Regions from separate parts of the Homo sapiens genome. Here region 1 is linked to region 2. A link is a loop called in an ENCODE intact Hi-C map of the cell type or tissue named here. Cell type or tissue: mammary epithelial cell. All regions are shown on one strand. Each heading gives the region's core, and the rest is flanking DNA. Links, peaks and the distances in the headings are about the cores only.

What was found. A loop is a pair of places that touch in the nucleus more often than their neighbours do. Peaks named below come from ENCODE experiments on the same cell type or tissue, not always from the same donor. Only the 100,000 strongest peaks of a DNase experiment are listed, where the experiment ranks them.
Region 1: a loop joins it to region 2, with 4 times the contacts of the local background. A loop is called at or near these places in 17 of 110 quality-filtered maps.

What each region holds. Positions count from the first base shown.
Region 1 is chr7:105,432,890-105,444,934 of GRCh38, forward strand. No RefSeq gene overlaps it. Among named protein-coding and RNA genes, the nearest start is that of SRPK2, 50 kb to the left of the region's middle. In mammary epithelial cell, for the core only: a CTCF peak has its summit at 6,947 (motif pointing left); a DNase peak (open chromatin) is centred at 6,402; H3K4me3 peaks cover 204 bases; H3K27ac peaks cover 1,912 bases.
Region 2 is chr7:104,975,873-104,987,917 of GRCh38, forward strand. LINC01004 (long intergenic non-protein coding RNA 1004) reads right to left here. Exons shown (of 1, transcript NR_039981.2): 1 at 5,875-12,045. Among named protein-coding and RNA genes, the nearest start is that of LINC01004, 9.3 kb to the right of the region's middle. RefSeq lists enhancers at 7,653-7,742, 8,043-8,342, 11,134-11,635, 11,636-12,045. In mammary epithelial cell, for the core only: CTCF peaks have their summits at 5,537 (motif pointing right) and 8,333; DNase peaks (open chromatin) are centred at 8,219 and 8,349; H3K4me3 peaks cover 1,746 bases; H3K27ac peaks cover 6,150 bases.

The DNA.
Region 1 (12,045 bases), core at 2,453-10,452, 460 kb after region 2:
TGGAATTACAGGCATGAGCCACTGCGCCCGGCTAAGTTAATGCATTTATTCTTGTCTTGTCTTGTCTTGTCCTTTCTAGACAGGGTCTTATACTGTTACCCAGGCTGGAGTGCAGTGGCATGATTGCAGCTCACTGCAGCCTCAACCACCTGGGCTCAAGCCATCCTCCCATCTCAAACTCTGGAGTAGCTGGGACTACAGGAATGTGCCACCATGCTTGGCTTATTTTTTATCTGTTGTAGAGATGGGGTCTCACTATGTTTCCAGGTTGGTCTCGAATTCTTGGGCTCAAGCAATCTACCTACCTCTGCCTCCTGAAGTGTTGGGATTACAGGCGTGAGCCACTGCACCTGGCCTGTCTTTATTATTTTTGCCTCCTCCACATTTTTGCTAGTTAAAATATTATCTTACTTGTCAAGACATCATATTTATATGCTGTATTTATAGTTCTGTCTAAGGTTACATTTTCTCTTTGCTACTGCAGGCCATGAATGTTTCTGCCTCAGGACCTTTCCATTTGCTCTTCATGGCTTACTCTTAATTTAGATCTCAGCTCAGACGCCATCTTCCTGAGAAAGTTATCTAAAAAGGCAACTCTTCCTCTCCACCCCATTCATTCCCTTACTGTTTAATTTTCTTTATAGCATTTATCAAGATTTAATATTATATATTCATGATACAATTAATTATAATTTAAAAAAATTCGGCCAGGCATGGTGGCTCATGCCTGCAATCCCAGCACTTTGGCAGACCAAGGCGGGCAGATCACTTGAGGCCAGGAATTCGAGACCAGCCTGGCCAACATGGCCAAATCCCGTCTCTACAAAAAATACAAAAATTACCTGGGTGCAGTGGCTCAGGCCTGTAATCCCAACACTTTGGGAGGCCAAGGCGGGCAGATCACAAGGTCAGGAGTTCGAGACCAGTCTGGCCAACATAGTGAAACCCTGTCTCTACTAAAAATACGAAAAATTAGCTGGGTGTGGTGGTGTGTGCCTGTAATCCCAGTTACCCAGGAGGCTGAAGCAGGAGAATCATATGAACCTGGAAGGCGGAGGTTGCAGTGAGCAGAGATCGCACCATTGTACTCCAGCCAGGGCTATGGTGCGAGACTCCATCTCAAAAAAAAAAAAAAAAGGCTGGGAGCGGTGGCTTATGCCTGTAATCCCAGCACTTTGGGAGCCTGAGGCAGGCGGATCACGAGGTCAGGAGTTTGAGACCAGCCTGGCCAATATGGTGACACTCGTCTCTACTGAAAATACAAAAACTAGCCTGGCGTGGTGGCGCCCCATGCCCGTAGTCCCAGCTACTCGGGAGGCCAAGACAGAAGAATCGCTTGAACCTGGGAGGTAGAGGTTGCAGTGAGCCGAGATCGAGCCACCACACTCCAGCTTGGGCAACAGAGTGAGACTCCGTCTCAAAAAAAAAAAAAAATTAGCTGGGCATGGTGTCCCTCACCTGTAGTCCCAGCTACTTGGGAGGCTGAGGCAGGAGAATTGCTTGAACCCGGGAGGCAGAGGTTGCAGTGAACCAAGATCGTGCCACTGCACTCCAGCCTGGGCGACTGTGCCTGGGCGACTGAGAAAGACTCCACCACACACACAAAAAAACCCACACCAAAAATAATAATAATAATAATAATAATAATAAATATATATATTTTTGAGATGGAGTCGTGCTCTGTCGCCCAGGCTGGAGTGCAGTGGCATGATCTCAGCTCACTGCGAGCTATGTCTCCCCGTTTCACGCTCCTGCCTCAGCCTCCCAAGTAGCTGGGACTACGGGTGCCCACCACCATGCCCGGCTAATTTTTTTGTATTTTTAGTAGAGACAGGGTTTCAACATGTTAGCCAGGATGGTCTTGATCTCCTGACCTCGTGATCTGCCCACCTCGGCCTCCCAAAGTGCTGGGATTACAGGCATGAGCCACCGCGCCTGGCCCAATAATAATAATTTTTTTAAATTGGTCTTCATCACACATTCCTGGCACAGCACTCCTAAAACCTATAAAATTTCCTTGGTGGGCCAGGTGCAGTGGCTCACGTCTGTAATCCCAGCACTTTGGGAGGCCAAGGCGTGTGAATCATGAGGTCAGGAGATCGAGACCATCCTGGCTAACACTTTGAAACCCCGTCTCTATTAAAAATATAAACAAAAAAAAATGAGCCGGGCGTGGTGGTGGGCGCCTGTAGTCCCAGCTACTTGGGAGGCTGAGGCAGGAGAATGGCATGAACCCGGGAGTCAGAGCTTGCAGTGAGCCGAGATAGTGCCACTGCACTCCAGCCTGGGCGACAGAGCGAGACTCAGTCTCAAAAAAAAAAAAAAAAAAAGAATTTCCTTAGTGAAAAGAGGTAAAAAGAGTGTCTTTGGTAATTCATAAGAAGCCCCTTTCAACTACACCTGAATTTAAGTGAATGAAGTGACTTTGGACAGCCCCTAAATAATCCCAGGATGTGGGCTGGCTGCCAGGGGAACCAGTTATGTGACTTAAAGGCTGAAACTTTCAGCACGCCCCACCCCATGCCCAAAGGAGAGGAGCCAATGATTTAATCAATCATGCTCCATGAAACCCCAAAAGTATTGAATTCTGAAAGCTTCTGAGCTGGTGAACATATTGAGGTGCTGGGAAGGTGTTCTGCCCGGAGGGGCCATGGAACACCTTCCCCTCGAGTCTTGCCCTATGCATTTCTATAGTCAGCTGTTTCTGAGCTGCACCTTTTATAATAAACTGGTAAATGTAAGTAAAGTGTTTCCCTGAGTTCTGCAAGCCATTCTAGCAAATTGTCAAACCCATGGATGTCATAGGAAGCTGTGATGTGTAGCAAGTTGGTCAGAAGTGTGGGAGGTCTGGACTTGCCATTAGCATCTGAAATCGGGGCAGTTTTGTGAGACTGAACTCTTTAATTTGTGGGTTCTGACATTAACTACAGGTGAATAGGCCAGGTGCAGTGGCTCACGCCTGTAATCCCAGCACTTTGGGAGGCCGAGGCGGGTGGATCACGAGGTCAAGAGATTGAGACCATCCTGGCCAACATAGTGAAACCCTGTCTCTACCAAAAATACAAAAATTAGCTGGGTGTGGTCGTGGGCACCTGTAGTCCCACCTACTCAGGAGGCTGAGGTAGGAGAATCACTTAAACCCAGGAGGTGGAGGTTGCAGCGAGCCAAGATTGTGCTACTGCACTCCAGCCTGGCAACAGAGTGAGACTCTGTCTCAAACAACAACAACAACAACAACAACAACAACAACAACAACAACAAAAACTACAGGTGGATAGAGTCAGAATTGCATTACATTGGAGGACAGCCAGCTGGTCAGAGATTGGTCGGTGCAGGAAAAAACCCACACATTTGATGTCAGGAGTGTTGTGTACATTTAGGGAAACAGTGTTTCCCCAGAATATTTAAATGTTATCATAGTTTCCTCACTAGAAAGTAAGTCCATGAGGGAGGTTTTGCTGTGTTCATTGAGTATTCCCATTCCCAAGAACAGTTCCTAGCATGCAATAGGTGCTGAACAAACATTTGTTGAATGAATGAATAAATCCTAAAAGAGGAAAACCAAAGAAATATCATAAAAACTGTGAATATGCAAACATTATTATTATAGAACTAGTGTACTGGAACCAATTAAAATATACATATATAACCCTAGTTTATATTTTTTTGACATCCTGATTCACAAAACCTTAGTTCATGAATAGTTGGCCAATCAAAGGAGAACCTTCCTAATACCAATATCTAACATATTTTTTATTTCCATCATTAATCATATTTTACTGTACTTTAATTACTCTTTTCTTTTTTTTTTTTGAGACAGAATTTCACTCTGTCACCCAGGCTGGAGCGCAGTGCGTGATCTCGGCCCACTGCAACCTCTGCCTCCTGGGTTGAAGTGATTCTCCTGCCTCATCCTCCCGAGTAGCTGGGATTACAGGTGCGTGCCACCACGCCTGGCTAGTTTTTGTATTTTTAGTAGAGATGGCATTGGCCAGGCTGGTCTCAAACTCCTGACCTCAGGTGATCTGCCCATCTCAGCCTCCCAAAGTGCTGGGATTACAGGTGTGAGCGACCGAACCCAGCCTTTTCTTTTTTTTTTTCCCTGAGACAAGGTTGATAGGGTTTGGCTGTGTCCCCACCCAAATCTAATTTTAAATTGTAGTTCCTATAATCCTCACGTGTCGTGGGAGGGAACCGGTAGGAGGTAATTGAATAATGGTTGTGGTTACCCCCATGCTGCAGTTCTCATGACAGCGAGTGAGTTTTCACAAGAGCTGATTTTTTTTTTTTTTTTTGAGACAGATCTAGCTCTGTTGCCCAGGCTGGAGTGCAGTGGCGTGATCTCAGCTCACTGCAACCTCTGCCTCCTGGGTTCAAGCAATTCTCCTGCCTCAGCCTCCCAAGTAGCTGGGATTACAGGCATACGCCACCATGTCCGGCTAATTTTTTTTGTATTTTTAGTAGAGATGAGGTTTCACCATGTTGGTCAGTCTGGTCTCAAACTCCTGACCTCACATGATCCACTCACCTCGGCCTCCCAAAGTGGCGGGACCATAGGTGTGAGCCACCATGCCCGGCTGATCTGATGGTTTTATAAGGGGCTTTTCCCTCTTTTGCTTGGCACTTCTCCTTCCTGCCATCATGTGAAGAAAGACGTGTTTGCTTCCCCTTCTGCCATGACTGTAAGTTTCCTGGGCCTCCCCAGCCATGTGGAACTGTGAGTCAATTAAACTTCTTTCCTCTATCAATTACCCAGTCTTGGGCAGTTCTTTATAGCAGCGTAAGAACAGACTAACACAAGGGTCTGGCTCTGTTACTCAGGCTGGAGGATTGCAGTGGCATGATCTCGGCCCACTGCAGCCTTGACCTCCTGGGCTCAAGGATCCTCCCACCTCAGCCTCCAAAGTAACTGGGACTACAGACATGTGCCACTGTGCCTATGTTGTCCAGGTTGGTCTCAAACTCCTGGGCTCAAGCGATACTCCCGCCTCAGCCTCCCAAAATGTTGGGATTACAGATGTGAACCACTGTGCCCGGCCCTATACTTCAATTTCTAGTTGCTACTCCCATGTCATCTTCCTTTCTGGGATTTGTTTAGATTTTTTTTTTTTTTTCGGAAAATCCCCTCAAAAAATTTCTCATGAAGGATTAGGCTTTTTTGAATATCTTTATGTCTGAAAATATCTTTATTTTATCTTCACATTTGATGGATGCCTTAGTTAAGTATAGCATTTTAGGTCTAACGCTTTTCTCCTCCATCTTTGAAGATGTTTTTCCAATTCCTTCCAGCACTTGGTGATGAGAAATCTGAAAGCAGTCTGAATTTGGATACTTTGCAAGTGACATGGTTTTTCAACTCCCACTACTGAAGACTTTTGGATTTCTGAAATCTCACTAGAATATGTAGATGTTTTTAATTAGCCCTGTTTGATACTTGGTGGGTTATTTTTGCCTGAGTTAGGGGAAATTTTCTTTTGTTATTTATTTTCCCACTCTCTTGTCTCTGTTCTCTCCTTCTTTACCTTAAGATATCTTCCATCTGCTGTCTTTATGATTTATGTTCTGAGAGACTTCCTCTACTGTGTCCTCCCAATTACTTGGTTCACAGCTAATCCCCTTGATCATTTTCCCAATCCTTTACAGTATTTTGGCAATCACTCATTCAGTTATCTGATTAATGTCCTTTCACTGAAGACTTTTTGCACTATGCCATGTATCTTAACACTAATACATGGCATAGCGCATTTGCATTCTGCCATAGTATACCGTATACACTGATTAGGACAATTTGAAATTCTCTTGCTTTCAGAGGTATTGCTATTTCTGATGGGGGTCTGTTATTCAGTTAGTTCATCTTGGTCCTTTATTATTGTTTTTGTTTTGTTTTGTGGTTGTTTTTTTTTTTGAGACAGGTCTCACTTCTGTTGCTCAGGCTGAAGTGCAGTGGTGTGAACACAGCTCACAGCAGCCTGGACTTCCGAGGCTCAGATGATTCTCCCACCTCAGCCACCCGAGTAGCTGGGACCACAGACATGCGCCACCATACTTGCCTAATTTTTTTTTTTTTTTTTTTTGTATTTTTAGTAGAGACAAGGTTTCACCCTGTTGGCCAGGCTGGTCTTGAACTCCTGGGCTCAAGAGCTCCACCTGCCTCAGCCTCCCAAAGTGAGCCACCAGGCCTACCCGGTCCTTTTCCTCCATGCTTCTGTGGCCTTTCCTCCTGTTTAGCGAGCTCTGACATTCACTCATAGGTAGGAACAAAGCCCTCCATTGGTTAGTCTGGGCTGAGGTGGGCGTGTGTGTTTCTGTATCAGTGATCTGTTTTCCGGCAGGCCTCTCCCTGAGGGGAGAGCTGGTAGCTTCCATGTAAGTGGCAGGGCATACTTCACTAAATAAAAGATGTGTGGGTGAGCAGTCTGGGGAACCCCACGATTGCTAAATTCAGGAGGGTTGTATTTCCAATGGAACAGGTTTCGTGTGTTTCTTTCCTAGGCAGAGCTGCCTGTCCTGCTCCCCACCCACGTCTTCTATGGAGTTCTAAAGGCAGCGCAAGCTCTGCTCTCCTTCACCTGGGGATGAAGCACTTCACTGGGTGCCCTCCTTGGGCTGCCTGTCCACTTGCTTTAGAAAACTGTTCATGCGCTTTATCCTGAGGGCAAAACACTCAAAACAGTGCCTAGTGCTTTGCAATGTGCTCAACAAATATTCATTGAATGAATCATGGTGGAAGAGGAGAATAGGAGGGAGCTGATAGTCCCTGTAATTCCAAGCATGCTTCCTTAATGAATTACCCTAAAGATGGCTTCCTGGCACAGCCCTGCTCTTTTTGTTGACCGTGGGTTTGCCAGTTGCCAGGATTTCCTTTATTACATACCATGTGTTGGGCTAAGTGCAACTTCCTCTTCTTTTTCTCCATGGATAGGATTCCACCTGCTGGCTCTTTCCTATAATTCCATAATTCATTGAGACCTTGGGAAGGAAAGAAGATGGAGGCGTGTGTTTAGTCTGCCAACTTTTTCTTTTTGAGATGGAGTCTCGCTCTGTCTCCAGGCTGGAGTGCAGTGGCGTGATCTCAGCTCACTGCAACCTCTGCCTCCTGGGTTCAAGCAATTCTCCTGCCTCAGCCTCCAATATAGCTGGGGTTACAGGAACACACCACTGCGCCCAGCTAATTTTTGCATTTTTAGTAGAGACAGGGTTTCGCCATGCTGGCCAGGCTGGTCTTGAAGTCCTGACCTCTGGTGATCTACCTGCCTTGGCCTCCCAAAGTGCTGAGATTGCAGGTGTGAGCCACCGCGCGTGGCCTAGTCTGCCATCTTGAATCAGAAATATGTCTGAAAGTGTAGCTACCAAAAAAATGAATTTTTTTTTTTTGAGACGGAGTTTCGCTCTTGTTGCCCAGGCTAGAGTGCAATGGTGCGATCTCGGTTCACTGCAACCTCCGCCTCCCGGGTTCCAGTGATTCTCCTGCCTCAGCCTCCCAAGTAGCTGGGTTTACAGGCATGCACCACCACGCCTGGCTAATTTTGCATTTTTAGCAGAGACAGGGTTTCTCCATGTTGGTCAGGCTGGTCTCGAACTCCTGACCTCAGGTGATCCGCCAGCCTTGGTCTCCCAAAGTGCTGGGATTACAGGCATGAGCCACCGCGCCCGGCCCCCAGAAAATGTATTTTAAAACATCTGTTGGCTAGGTGCAGTGGCTCACACCTGTAATCCCAGCACTTTAGGAGCCTGAGGCGGCAGATCACCAGAGATCAGGAGTTCGAGACCAGTCTGGCCAACATGTTGAAACCCTGTCACTGCTAAAAATACAAAAATTAGCTGGGCATGGCTAATTTTTAGCATGGTGGTGGGGGCCTGTACTCCCAGCTACTCGAGAGGCTGAGGCATGAGAATCACTTAAATACGGGAGGCGGAGGTTGCAGTGAGCCAAGATCATGCCACTGCACTCCAACCTGGGAGACTGAGAGAGACTCTGTCTCAAAAACAAAAACAAAAACAAAAACATCTCTTGAACCTTCAAAAGATTTTTTTTATTATATGTTAATATTTTATAGAGGAATTAGAAAAATAATGACATAAGTTAATTGAATACTTGCTCAGGCAATTAATGGGAAATGAGTTAAAGATTTATTTGCCTGTGTTTTAAATAGAATCACAAATTTTCTCTTTTTTTCAAGGACAGGGTCTCACTCTGTTGCCAAGGCTGGAATGCAGTGGCACAATCATAGCTTACTGCAGCCTTACACTCCTGGGCTCAAGTGATCCTCCAGACTCAGCCTCCTGAGTAGGTGAGACTACAGGCATGTGCCACCATGCCTGGCTGACTGGCTTATTTATGTTTTTTTGTATTTATTTGTTTATTTATTAGAGACAGGGTCTTGCCATGTTGCCCAGGCAGGTCTTGAACTCCTGGCCTTACGTGATCCTCCCACCTCGGCCTCTCAAAGTGCTAAGATCACAGGTGTACACCACCATGCCTGTCCTAGAATCACAGATTTTTTTTTTTCTTTTGAGACAGAGTCTCGCTCTGTCACCCAGGCTGGAGTGCAGTGGTGGCAACCATGGCTCACTGCAGCCTCCGCCTCCCAGGTTCCAGTGATTCTCCTGCCTCAGCCTCCCAAGTAGCTGGGATTACAGGCGTGTGCCACCGTGCCCAGCTAATTTTTGTATTTTTAGTGAAGACGGAGTTTCACCATGTTGGCCAGGCTGGTCTCAAACTCCTGACTTCAAGTGATCCTCCTGCCTCGGCCTTCCAAAGTGCTGGGATTACAGGCATGAGCCACCACGCCCGGCCATACAAAATTTTATTTATAGATTCAAAGAGACATCAATATTTATTGAAGAAAATTAGTAATTACGAATAGATGAAATTTCAAGATTACTGAGGAAAAATAGTTTTGTCACTTGAATGTAAACTTCATTTGAAATAAATCTAGATTTTATTTAATTAATTAATTTTTTTTGGAGACGGAGTCTCTCTCTGTCACCCAGGCTGGAGTGCAGTGGTGCAATCTCGGCTCACTGCAACCTTCACCTCTCAGGGTTCAAGCAATTCTCCTGCCTCAGCCTCCCGACTAGCTGGGACTACAGGCGCCCACCACCACACTCAGCTAATTTTTTTGTATTTTGGTAGAGACAGGGCTTTCACCGTGTTGCCCAGGCTGGTCACGATCTCCTGAACTCAGGCAATCTGGCCGTCTCAGCCTCCCAAAGCCAAAGTGCTGGAGTTATAGGTGTGAGCCACCATGCCCAGCCTTTATTTTATTTTATTTTATTTTTATTTTTATTTTTATTTTTTTCGAGACGGAGTCTCGCTTTGTCACCCAGGCTGGAGTGCAGTGGTGTGATCTCGGCTCACTGCAACTTCCACCAATTCTTCTGCCTCAGCCTCCTGAGTAGCTGGGATAACAGGTGCGCACCATACCGTGCTAATTTTCTTACTTTTTTTTTTTTTTTAAATCTTTTTTTGGAGGAAGTCTTGCTCTGTAGCGCAGGCTGGAGTGCAGTGGCGCAATCTCGGCTCACCGCAACCTCCATTTCCTGGGTTCAAGTGAGTCTCCTGCCTCAGCCTCATGAGTAGCTGGGATTACAGGCACGCACCACTGCACCTGGCTAATTTTTTTTTGAATTTCTAGTACAGACGGGGTTTCACAATGTTGGCCAGGTTGGTCTCAAACTTCTGGCCCCAGTGATCCACCTGCCTTGGCCTCCCAAAGTGCTGGGATTATGGGCATGAGCCACTGCACCCACCCTAAATTTAGCTTTTAAAGGAAAAGACAGTATAGAGAATATTAAATGGAAAAAGAAGTTACAGCATAGCATTATACACACATCACACCCATGTAAAAAATGTATACGTGGATTTATACACACACACATACAGATATGTATATATGTGCACACATAGCTCTATAGATATATATACACATATCTATATATGTGTATGTATATATATTAATATATATAGATACAGAAACACATAAACATAGAGAAAAAATTAGAAATCACATCAAACTCTTGACAAGGTATTTTAGGTTTAGGATTACTATAATGGTGACCGAAAAGCATTAGCATTATGACATTTATTCCAATTAGAAGAGACTAATTATATATAATTACATATATATTTGAAAAAAATACATTCCAGTTTCATTTCTGACATGCAAAGAGCTTAGAATTTGTCACTCACGTCCTTTCAGTAAGAAAGCTGAAAAACTGAAAATCAATGACTTTAATAATTTTTCTTGGACCCATGAGAGAGTTGAGGTTGCAGGGCAAAGCATCACCTCAAAATCCAGAGAGACAGGAGAATAAGGAGAATCACAGATGAGGTCAGTTTACCTGGAGCAGTCATACACTGGCAGGAATACTTACATGGTAACTGATGAATGGCTAAAGGCTGGGTGTGGACCAGCATAAGAGTGAGAAACTCCTGCGGTGGCTCACGCCTGTAATCCCAGCACTTTCGGAGGCTGAGGTGGCAGATCACTTGAGGTCAGGAGTTCGAGACCAGCCTGGCCAACATGGTGAAACCCCATCTCTACTAAAAAAATTTTTAAAAATTAGCCAGGCGTGGTGGTGGGCGCCTGTAATCCCAGCTACTCTGGAGGCTGAGGCAGGAGAATCGCTTGAAACTAGGAGGCAGAGGTTGCACTGAGTCGAGATCATGCCACTGTACTCCAGCCTGGGCAACAGAGTGAGACTCCATCTCAAAAAAAAAAAAAAAAAAAAAGAGTGAGAAACTCCTGGGGGTTGGAGTCTTAGTGGGTTTTACTTCTAGGAACCCAACCAGATTCTTACTATAAAGAATCAGGAAGGAACACTTGTTTCTGGTAGTGTAAGAGGAAAATTAACCATTCGAAAATATGTCACAGTATTCTCTATAACAAAGGCCTAGTCAGCAGGGCAAAAACGTTATCAGAGCCTTATCTGACCTGGGGAAGTTACCCAAATTCAGCCCCACTAGCCTTTCTGTCTCACCTAAGGATGAAAAAAGTCACAGTCCAGAGATACAAGCCTGAGCTTTATTTATTTTTTTAATTATTATGATTATTATTATCATTATTATTTTTGAGACAGAGTCTCACTCTGTTGCCAGGCTGGAGTGCAGTGGCGTGATCTTGGCTCACTGCAACCTCTGCCTCCCGGGTTCAAGCGATTCTCCTGCCTCAGCCCCGCTAGTAGCTGGGACTATAGGCGCCTGCCACCATGTCCGGCTAATTTTTGTATTTTTAGTAGAGACGGGGTTTCACCATGTTGGCCAGGATGGTCTCGATCTCTTGACCTCGTGATCTGCCCGCTTCAGCCTCCCAAAGTGCTGGAATTACAGGCGTGAGCCACCGCACCCGGCCATGCCTGAGCTTTAATAATAGAATTATAGAATGATTTGTATTTCCCTTGTGTACCTTACCACCACATCAACATGGCTCCAGTATAATAACGATGAATGACAGCTGAAGGAGCTGTGATTGCCGTATAATAACAATGGATTACAGCTGAAGGAGTTGCAAGGTAACGATTCCATTTAAGGAGTTTTTAGAGAAACACAAAGACAACATGGGAGACAAAAACTAGGACACTAGAATAAATTAACAGCTATAGCAACACCTATAGCAACACCTATAGCAACACCTATAGCAACACCTATAGCAACACCTATAGCAACACCTATAGCCTCCAACACCTATAGCAACAAATTTAAACGCAGTCCAACTCCTAGCCAGATTAACACAAAACCTCTGCTTACTTATCTCAGTTCCTCTTACCTGATAAATAATGCACCTATTTCTACACAAAAATCACATGGCATACTATGTTTTAAGGCAAGAGAAAAAACAAAGCAAGCATCAGACCAGACTCAGCTAGGTGTCACAGATTTTGGAACTGAGAATAACTATGATTAATATGTTAAGGGCTCTCATGGAAAAAGTAGATTACATGCAAGAACAGATGCATAATGTATGCAGAGAGATGGAAACTCTAAGAAGCAATAAAGGGAAGTGCTAGAAATTTAAAAAATAACACCGTAACAGAAATGAGGAA
Region 2 (12,045 bases), core at 1,381-9,380:
TAGTACTGGCCATTTATCATCACGATGGTGGTGATTGACATTATATAATGTAAATCGGCACCATGAGATTGTATGTTATATATGTCTACATTTGTTTCAGGAAAGTCTATCAGGAAAGACATCAAAATCCTACCATTATTATCACTGGGTATAGAGTCTCATGATGTTAATTCTTAAGTTCTTACTGATTTGTATTTTGTTTTCCCCTCAAGAATAAACATGTACTACCTGTGCTACCCAAAAAAATAGAGGGTGCAAAACAGCCTCTAGTTTTTTTTTTTCTTTTTTTGAGACAGGGTCTTGCTGTGTCACCCAGGCTGGAGTGCAGTGGCACAATCTCAGCTCACTGCAACCTCCGCCTCCCAGGTTAAAGCAATTCTCCTGAGTAGCTGGGATTACAGGTGCCCACCACCACGTCCAGCTAGTTTTTGTGTTTTTAGTAGAGACGGGTGTGGGCCACCGCACCTGGACAAGCCTCTAGTTTTCAACATGTTCTTTACATAGGGAATTAAATAGGCTTTTCGCCCAGCAGTTTGAATATTAATCAGGTATGTTTGGAGGGGTAAGCCACAGGAAGGGAATCCTGGCAGAAAGTGCTAGTTTATCTTCCAATCTGTACTTTTCTTCTTATATAATGGAATTTTTAGCTGAATACAGAGTCATCCAGTTTCCAAGCCTCCCTTGCAGCCAGATATGGTCATAGATGGGAGTAAAAGTGATGTATGCAACATCCAGATTCTTTTTTTTTTTTTTTTTTGAGACATGGTCTCACTTTGTCACCCAGGCTGGAGTGCGGTGACAAGAACATGGCTCACTGCAGCCTCAGTCTCCTAGGCTCAAGCAATTCTACTGCCTTAGCCCCCCATGTAGCTGGGACTACAGGCGCACACCACCACACCTGGGTTATTTTTGTAGAGACAGGGTTTCACCCTGTTGCCCAGGCTGGTCTCAAACTCCTGAACTCAAGCGATCTGCCCACCTCAGCCTCCCAAAGTGCTGGGATTATAGGCATGAACCACCGTGCCTGGCCCAGATTGTTATCCTTAAAAGTGAGGACAGTGTCTTCATTTTCTCCCTTTCTGCTGGAACACAGATGTGAGGGTGGGAGCTGGAGCAGCTATCTTAAACAGTGAAATAGAAGCCATGTATTGAGGGTGGCAGCACCAAGAGAAGGAAAGCAGGCCCCTGACATTACTGAACTGCTACTCAATTTTGGCATCTGTTTGTTACAGTTGTCCAACCCCTATCCTAAGTAATACCAGATCTAAACATTTAGCACAACAGTGCTCTGACTTCCTCATCTGAAAACAAATGTGTTCTTTGGAAAGAATGTACAATTGCATTAGCCAAGCTTTCTTTTGTTTATGGGCACAAGGACCCAATTCTACCTCAGTGATGAAGAATGAGTCCTTAATCCAGGGCATGTTATATAATATGGATGGTAAGGAAACTGCAGAAATTCACTTGGTATTTTCAGCAGATCATGAATGCTTGGGCACTTGGTTTCTGGCTCTTTCTGCCCGATTCTAACCACCCCCTCCTCCTACAGACACAATTCAGAATTTGTGCATGTGGTGCAGAGTTTTGTGTAGGAGGGCTGCCTAAATGAGCCTTCTTGCCATCTGGCTTCTTGGGCAGTGTGGAGAACTCAAGGCCACATCTGCCACTTAGTGCAAATTCAAATGTATTGAGAGTTATAATGGCTCACGTATTAACACACAGAATAAGTTGACTGAAGATAAACCGTAGAGCAGAAACTTCTTTTTTTAAAAGCAGCTTTAAACAACATTTATTATCTCACAATTTCTTTGGGTCAGGAATCTCGGGTACAGCTTAGCTAGGTGCCTTTAATTTAGGTTCTCTCACAAGGCTGTAATCAAGGTGTTGGGCTTCCACCTTTTCATCTGAAGGCTCTCCTGGAGGCAAATTTACTTCCATACCCATTCATGTGGCTATGGGAAGGTCTCAGGTCTTCTAGCAAGCAGTAACTTTTTTTTTCTTTCTTTTTTTAAAGGCAGGGTCTTGCTCTGGGCCTGGAGTGCAGTGGCACAATCTTGGTTCACTGCAACCTCTGCCTCCTGGGATCAAGCAGTCCTCCTGCCTCAGCCTCCCCAGTAGCTGGGACTATAGGTGCCTGTCACTATGCCTGGCTTCTTTGTATTTTTTGTAGAGATGGGATTATAGGTGTTAGCCCCTGTGCCTGGCCAGCAGCAACTTCTTAATAGAAATTTTGAACTTTCTGGATTCTTAGGAACACAAAATATACTTACCTTTTGAGTTGAGGTTGGTCACTGCCAGAGGTTTCAGCCAGTGATTCTGGTCTGTGACCTTCTTGGGTTATGCTGAGCGTCCTTTATACTATATAGACAGAATGTCACAATTTATACCGGAGTTGGTCTCAAGCCCTCTTAACCCAAGTACTTAGCAGCTCTCCTCTATTCATGAAAGTTTGCAACCCATCAAGACTACTTAAAGATTAAAATAATACCTGATTGAATCCTGGATTATATTTCAAAGTTTTGTCTGAGAATTCCCTCACAACTTCTGAGGTCATTCTCTGATACCATGGTCAAGGTACGTGATATTACTTCTTTTTCCCATTTTTCAAATGAAGAATCTGAAAAATTACACAGCAGCATCAGGATTTTTTTTTTTTTCCTAAACTACTTGATAATGTGAGTCTAAGGATTTAAACGTTCCTGTCTGAAGCCAAAGCCTATTTTGTTTCCAGGCCTCAGTAAACAGAGTTGGTCCAGAGGCTGGAAAAGTCATTTGACAGCATTCCAGCCCTGTCAGCATCTTCACTGAGTAGCTTTGTTATTTGCTATAAACAGTTGTAAATTTCCAGAACTGCAGGCACACCCATATTAAAGTGTTCATTACTAAAATGCCTCATAATGCCAAATGCAAATCAACAAGTGAATTAAAGTCCCAGTGGAATTCTGTCCCTGGATCCCCTCCACTAGCACAGATAATTGAGAACTGACAAAATTTAACTTTTCTTAAATAATATTTAGTCAGATATCTCAAATCTGACCCCTTCTATCATTTAATGGAACTTCTCAATTGTGGAGGAAGAATGGTTGATGCTATGCTTTAAGCTGCTTTTAAAATGTGAAACCTATTTTGTTAACGGAGAAACGACACTTTTTTAAAAATAACAGGACTTCTCTAGGCCCCCAAGTTTTGCTGAAACTCAGGGAACACATATGGACAACTCTCTAGTTGTTGTTCTTCCTATAAATCCCAGAAACCATAGCTTCTGATTTAATGCCCCACCGGAACTGCAGACCTTAAAAAACAAAAATCCCACTGGGATGAAAGAGGCTCATTTGTTTTGAAGTTGTGGCCCTTCCACCCCCTGGGTGGCTCCTCCCCCATGTCTGTGTCTGTGGCTTTGATTTATAATCTTCCACCCCCACAAGCCTTGGCATTTACTGGGATCCTACAAAGAGGTTAAGGTGTAAAGCAGGAAGAAGCTTTTAAGGACAAGAGGGAGTTGGGGGTAGGGGCTGGGGTATGAAAAGAGAGTTAAGGAGAGGAAAAGCAATTATAAGAGACCACATGCGTAGCATAAATGAATGAGCACACGGGCAGGGAAGGCCCTGGCTGATTGAAGAACTGCTGAATGTGGTTTTGCCCGCCAAGGCAGTGCCTGTGGTTCTGTGATACAGCTTCCAGTGGGAGAGCTCCTTGCCCAATGCACTGTAATGAGGATAGCCAGTATGTGAACCCCCCTCCTGCTTTGTCAAGGTTTTTTATATGCTTGCACAGCTAGCTCTGTGTTCCCAGCTGTAAGGCCTGGGATTTGCAGTTTATCCCCTGGGGGGTAAATAATAGGAGCTGCAATCTTCTGCCAGAAAAGAACTTGCTTCACCAGCTTGGACACTCAGTTGATGATGAACGCAAAAGATTTTCTGGAAAATAAAATGAGATACCCCATGGGCCAACCTTTGAAAACTGTGAGGTGCCAAGTAAATGTGAGTCATCGCAGTTCTAATAATTATCAGGGCTAGGTAGGTGGGTTTTCTTGAAAAGGATGAAGCCTCAGAACTTATGGCTTAGTGCCTAAAGGGAGCTTCATGATTTTCCTTGCAGGAATTTCTGGAGACAGACAACTCAAAATTTTCCCTTTGGAGTTTCTGATGCAGTGTTGAATCCACAGATTCTAGAGGCAGACTTGGGTTGGAAGTCTGGCTCTGCCATTTATCTGTGTGAACTAGGGCAATTCTCCCCTCTGGAAAATGGGAATACTCTATTACTGGATGTGGTTGTGAAAGAAGTAGTGGATGTAAAATGCTTAGCATAATGTATAAGCATTAATAGAGGCACAATGCATGGTTACCTGTATCATGTACCTTTCATGAGAAAATTGGTCTGGTTTAGCACTGAGGCAATGGAAGGGAAGGAGAGACAACACTGTGACATGTCTAATATAAAGCACACAAGAAAAATAAGCAATGGGGACATTTATTATATACAGGCCCAACCAAAGATTCCAGGGACTCAGGGTGAGAAGCACCCAATGCTTTCCTCAAGCAACTGGGTTCTTGGAGAGCCCAAGAAGTACTGGTATTAAGTACCAAAGTCTATGTCTGTCAGTGCAGGAAAAGAACTATAGATGGTCATGTAGACTATGTGGAGAGAAGGTATCTCTTGGAATGTGTCTGAGGAAGTAAATTTTAGCTGTATAGCCTATGCAATGCTGAAAATGGGTGAGAATGGATGACGGCAGGATTCTAGAACCTACTATTGTCGTTGTCAGTAATGAGTCACAAAAGTCACATAGCGAACATATGAAACACACAGTATAATTATGCTGCTCATTTGCACACGGGTAACACAAATCTTGTCCACAGCCTGTTCCGAAGCTACAATCCAAAAAATGGCATTTGGCTTCTGCCTCAAATAACAGAAAGTTGAATCCAAATACAAATTTTTATACTAATTATTATTTTCTGTCATTCTTCATCTTGTTTGCTAACCATTTAGCTTGAATATTAACACAAATATTTGTTGACAGTGTGCAATTATATGCACTGTGAAGGATGCAAAGGAATTTAACATGTTCCCAGACTTCAGAATTGGCATCAATTGACTCAAAAGGGAACCAAAGATGAGTATCAAACCCAGGCCTTCATTCTTTATTTTTTGGTTCCTCTTTAACATTTTCCACTTTCCTACTAGCAGATTCTGACATCTGAGTCAAGATTACTTGTCTTTAATCATGTTAGTACTGACTCGATCTATTTATATGTTAGAGTAGCTAGCACTAATCGAGCTTCTACTATGTGCCAGGCATTCATGTCACAAGCATAGACCATTCAGTTAGTTCTCAGGACCCTATCTAGTATTTATTATCGTCCTCATTTTACAAATGAGAAAATTGAAGCCTAGAGATTAAAGAACTACTGTGAGGTCACAGCCTAATGTCTCATGGCTAGGAAACATGTAGGTGCAAAGAGGGGAGGTGGACTGAGATTTACATTTTTTCTAGCTGTTTGGAGTATTATCAGTTATAAGATAATGCACTAGAGGGCGCTAAATACACAAGCTTTAGCTGTTTCCATAATGCAGTTCCCACAGTAGTGAAAGATATATAATTGGTAATGGATGCAAGCCAAAAAGGCCCTCCCCAAAAAAGATGCAATTTATGATAACTGAGAAGCTGTATTTCTGTCCCCTCAATTAAGAAAAACCCTCATTTTATATTGAGCAATATTTATATTTTGTCTCTAATTTGATATTGATTGCTATTCAAAGTTCCTTTCAGTTAGAAGTTTAATTTTTCCTTGTTCTGCCTGCTGAATGACAAAGGGAAAGGGTAGAGTAACCTGGATGAAAATAAATTTTTAAAAATTGCACTGAGATACATTGCATCTTTTAAATTTTATTTAGCAAAGTTAAACATACATATATTTTAAAAGAGAAAAAGAGGAACTCACCCAACCCTCATATCCAAGAGCTTAAAATCACAGGAACTCAAGACCCATCCTCAACTTCAAATGCCAGTCATTATTTTAGAGGTAACTCAGATTTCTAAGTAATGCTTCTGTTTCTCGATTTATCAAATAGACATTATTTATTTTGTTTTCCTACATGAGAATTGAGTAGTTAACAGAATACCCATCTCTTATCAGTAACAAAGATTTACAAAATAACTTTTGTTTTTCATAATTACAAAAGCAATACATTATTATTGAAGAACATGTTTTAAAAAAAGACAAAAAGTAACAAAACTCTCCATTATCCCAACAGGCAGAGGAAGTTATTACCATTTTAATGCATATCCTTAACACATACATGTAAAAGATACATATACACATAAAAATATAAATGTTTAACAGAAATTACTTTGTACACAATATTTGATTAAACTATGATCTGTCTTCTTTCATTTTCGTTTTATTGTAGTAAAATTTACATAAAATGCATAAATCTTAAATCTATACATTTTTACATTACATAGAAATGTGTAATTATATACTCCATGCTCCCTCCCAATCAGTGCTGCCTCAAAACGAACTGCTCTTCTAATTTTAGAGCTTAACTCTTCTCGTCTCTATCACCACAGATTAGTTGTATTTTTAAGCTTCATGTAAAATTTTCCATGTCAACTTTGAAAACATGACAGTTAAAAGTTCTAAGGAATCTCCAGTTCTCCAACTGGTGTGGGAATCAGATAACTTGACTCCAGTGTGAATTGTGGTTACTGATGGTATCACTGAGTCTGTTATGGGCCACCCAGTCTTAAGGGCCAAGAATTTATGGCCCTGCAGGGATTGCAGAAAGAAACCAAACCGAAGTTCATAACTCAGCCTAAAAGGAGAAAGTTCTATTACTCAGTATCTCAAGACTAAGTGGATCATAAATGGTGTCACAAGTTTGCAGTTTTTTTTTCCTGTGGAAGATAATAATCTTTTGTATGTTTAATTCGTTATCATTGCCTTATAAATTATCACAAGCAGCACAGATAACTACTGGAGTCATCAGTGCAACTTAAAACAACAAAACTAGCATTTCTCACTTGCTGTTTTTCAGACACCTCCCATCATCTGCACCTGGTCCCCAAACCAGCTGTCCATGAGCAATGACAAAGAACTAAAGCGGGGATGGGGGAGAGGGGGTGTAGGGCCCAAGAGCTGGGGAGCATTATGGCTTGCTGTCAGCTGGCAGTCTAAGATGTACTTGGGAAGATGTTTCATACCCATTTTCCCTGTGAAATTAAAAATGTGATGCTACCAAACCTTTGCTTGTCCACCACCCTTAAAAGAATACTCATTCAGTACAAAGCCCTGCAAAAAGGAGTGAGCCAATTTGAATAAAAGCGGAAACTTCGTAGGAATTAGGAGCCTGAAAGGCTGCGTGAGAGATCGCAAACATATTGAGGCGTTCTTGAAACACCTGCTCTCTGATTACAGGTGGGAAAAGGCCATTCCTATGCCTTCTCCCATGGGCACGGCGAATCAAAGGCACTTTCCATATTTAATACGACTAATACGTCATTGGGCAAAGAGATACTCAATACATCCCCATAGCTTTTCCTTACTTTTACTTAACCTTTATGTCGGACGCTTTATGCCTAGTACTGTTCTAAGCGCTTTGCATGCATCATCTCATCAACCTAATATTTAATAAGAGGCTCGGATAGATTAACTTTTAAAATCTGGATACAGCTGGTTAAGGTGGCAGAAGAGTTGGAATTCAAATAAAAGCCAGTCCTATAGCAGGGCCATTATTGCTCCTGCCTCCCCTAGCTTGATCACGAAAAATGAGTAGTTCTTTCCTCTGGGCACACAGGACAATGAACAGGCGGGCTGCTGCCAGAATTTACCGAAGATGGCCGCTGTGCTGGGCTCGGAGTGAGCTGACGGTGTCTCAGCGAGAAAAGTCGGGAGCGGCAGCAGACTGCTTTTTTGGAGGGCAAGAGGGGAGAAAAGGGTTCAACGGAAAACGGGGGTAACATAAGAGCCCGAATAAGGGAAAAGGAAACCCCTGACTCCCCTAGCCACAGAAAGCGCTGGGCGGAAATGAACCGGCCTAGGACGCGCCCTGCGTGGAGGCAGGCCCGCGCGGCGGAAGTGCGTTTCTGGGGCTCCTCCTGAAGAATGCGGAGGAGGAACTGAGCTGGCGCGCGGGCCAGCTGTCCTCTCTTCTGATCCCGAAGACAGGATCGGATTATGGGTTGTTACCGGCTTGTGCGGCCCTGGGGGTTGCCGGTTCCTGGAGACGAGCTGCACCCCTGCAGTTTACTGGGCTCTTCTGTGACCCGCTTTCCGACCCCGCCTGGGGTATTCAGACCGGGGCAGACAAGGCCCTTCTGCCCCTCCTAGCGGCCGCCTCTCCTAGGCTGGAGGGCGGCGCCCCATATGACACAGAAGGCGGCTAGGGATACGCCCTGTACCATGCCGGCCAGTCTGGATTGCCCTAACGCCAGGCCCCGACTCGCTCTGGCCAGCGGGCATGCGGCGAGTTTGCCCCCGCAGCGCAGCCGCCCACAACTCGGTCTTCCAGAGGAGCGAACGTTCGGACTGCTTGGTAGTTTACTAGGGCAAAGTACCACCCCACCCCGAGCGAGCAAGCGGACCTCAGGAAAGGGGCTCCTTCTGTGTAAAGTGATCGGCAGGCCTTGCAGTGGATCTTCGGTGTCCATAGTTATATACCAATCACTATTTTGTCTACATCATTTGGACTGTGCAGAATGAGATGCCAATAATATATCACATACAGTAAAAGGGCTATTTTCACAAAAGGTCAAAACTGGGATATATAACCTCTTTCTTTTGATTAGTCAGACTGACTTCAAAGGGGGCTTAGGGTTGCTTATTAAAGAAAAATGCCTCCCCGTGGGTTTTCATTTGAGCCACTTATAAGTGGGCTAGTTTCTCCAACACCAATTGAGCTGGAAACTAGAGTAATTAGAACACAACATATTCCCGACCTGAACAGGATACTGAAATAAGTTAAAAGCCTCATTACTTACCAGCCTTCTCTCAGAACCCTAACACCCCTTGCAAGGGATTTCTAACTAGGAGTCGGTAGATAAAATTTAGAATGTGTGAGCATTATGTAATACACATGTAAAACATTCTGAGATGGGATCCACGGGCTTTTGGGGGCTGTCAAAAGGCCCACGGCACAAAAATAGTTAATCTGTATACTTGAGGGAAGAGAGAACCATCACTGGAAGTATTAAGCTCTAAGCTCATTCAGGCTTATTTTCTGGGAACTTGTAAACAAAATGAAGTTTATGGTCCTAGCCAGACTACTCCAGATACCATACTGAGACGTTACCCTTTCCTATTTTCCACTCTCTACTGGCGATCAGATGGTTGGTTCTTAGTTGTAAATACTTTGGTTTCATAAAACCATCATTAGAAAATGGAGACTTTTCATCAATCACGTCTTAATCTATACTTTGGGGGTGTTTAAAAGACATATTCCTTATGTACAAATAACCTGGTTTTTCCATTTCTCAAAAGATTCTCCTTTCCAGCTATGACCAGGGTTCACAGGATACTAATGTAATTTAATAGCCCATCAACAGTCATTTGAGAGTACCATGTTTGTTTATACTGAACCCACCATGCAGATAATTAACTACTTAGAAATTTTGATGACTGCTAATCCTTTTCTCATTTTTAACTCATTGGCCAAGTGAATTCTCCCTGGCCCAAATTCTCCAACCTGCAACAATTAAACATCTTCATATATTCATATATATATAGTTACCTTTAATCATGTAATTCAACAGGAATAGAGAGGACGGGGACTATGAAATCTCAGCTGTGATGCAATTATGTCTGCAGCTCAAAATAGATGTTCTTTTCTCCCTCTCTTTTCCTGCTAGGATTGCACTGTAAATTCATAGCTCTTGAAAAATCATTGCTCAAATATGCCCCCCTCTTTACCACCATTCATGTTATCCCCTATAATATCTGCATTCCTAAAAGGCTTGTTAAAATACAAATCTGCTTCATAAAACATTCCATAAATGAACCTAATATTACACCATTTTAAAAAGGTGGGAACATTGTCTTCACTGCAATTTCAGTATCTCAAAAAAATCTTTTTATTACAGTTACCTTTTCAAAATGTAGCACTGATTTGATGTTGACTTCGTACATTTGTCCAGAATCTACAGTAATTCTGATGCAGGTTGACTCAGTGTCCATATTTTAAGAACCACTAGTTTAATGATGATTCCACTGGTTGGAATCATCTCTTTGGCTGGTCCCAGGATACCCTGAAGGCAGTAGGTTGTGCAGAATCAGATGGAACACACTTATGGAGGCATGAGAGTCACCAAGTGAACCTTTTGTGCAAAAGTGCAAATTTGATTTGGAATTCTCAAAGTCCTATTTATTACAGAAACAAAGGAACCCAGTCAAATGAAATGTGCTGGATAGAAAATTGTGGTCTTTCCATAGAAAAACCTGTTTCACCAGTGCTTTGTTATTCGAATATTTAAGGTATTCATATTTCAAGTTTATTAAACCAGTTTAAATGCTCCTCCACCTACTTATGATTAAAACTTTCAACTCTTTATTACCTTGGTTAATGTTGACTAAGGACCTCCATGTTGAGGGAAAGTGCTGGGGTTAAGCAAATTGAACCTTTGTAGGCCCAGACAGGACCTTAATCAAGATATAAGAGGCCAGGTGTGGTGGCTCACACCCATAATCCCAGTTTTGGGTGGCCGAGGTGGAAGAATCGCTGCAGCCCAGGGATGCTGAGGCTGCAATGAGCCTTGATCATGCCACTGCACTCCAGCCTGAGCAACAAAGCCAGACCCTGTCTTAAAAGAAAAAACAAAGACCCTGAACTGCAGTCACACTTTCCTAAATACCTAGTAAAATTAGCTGGTTAAATCTAGTAAGACGTTCCCCAAAGATTTACGGCAGATGCTGTTTTATATATATTGCTGTGTCCCTCTGTGACAGGAAGTTACAGGGTTCTTTTTACCAGTAGTCCTGTACCCGGGGCCTTGCAAATCAGTGTCATATGGTAGAGAACAGAATCTGATCACATTTCCTACTTCCTAAGCAAGTACCAGAATATACTTACTAAGCTTGTATACTGCCCTCAACTGCTATATATTTTTTTCTTTTTTTTTTTTTTTTGGTGATAGTAGGGTCAAATGCTAAATTGTTCTGCATAAGAAATAAGAATTACAAAGACTGGGCAGCTGAGAAGAAACAATACTGCATACTTAAATTGTTAAGGTAGGTCTTGTGGTTTTTTTTTTTTTTTTTTAAATCACACACCCAAAAAGCTTAGGTGATAACTGCAAAGGATTTTTTTTGGGGGGCGGTGGAGGAGAAAAAAGGGGAGGAGTATTTTTGCAATTTAAACATCCTCTGTAATTTTTCCCGTAAAATCATTCGTAAAATAAACATTACTCATTAGTGCCTTATGAAGTTCTCCTTTTGGGGAATGTGATTAAACATATGGCCTTTATTTTATTTTTTTGAGATGGAGTCTCGCTCTTGCCCAGGCTGGAGTGCAGTGGCGCGATCTTGGCTCACTGCAAGGTCTGCCTCCCGGGTTCAGATCCTTCTCCTGCCTCAGCCTCCCAAAGGAGCTGGAACTACAGGCGCCTGCAACCACGCCCGGCTAATTTTTTTTTTTTGTATTTTTAGTAGAGACAGGGTTTCACCGTGTTAGCCAGGACGGTCTCGATCTCCTGACCTCGCGATCCGCCCGCTTTGGACTCCTGAAGTGTTGGGATTACAGGCATGAGCCACCACGCCTGGCCACGGCCTTTATTTTAAAATTTGGCATAGGAGTCAAAAGCTGCCCAAGGAGGGCAGCTACCTATGGGGTGTGCATACATTCATGACCAATATTTAAGTCCAATATAGCTTTGATAATTGTTCTATAAAATGTTTACACCTCACTGAAGAATCTGTCGTTTTAAAAGAAAATCTTTACATTTATTGTATCCAATTAACTTTGTTAGTAATCTGCCAAGTAAAACAAGTATTCATAGTAATTAGTGACTCTATTGCATTAGAACTGTAACTTAGTGCCATTTTTGAAGAC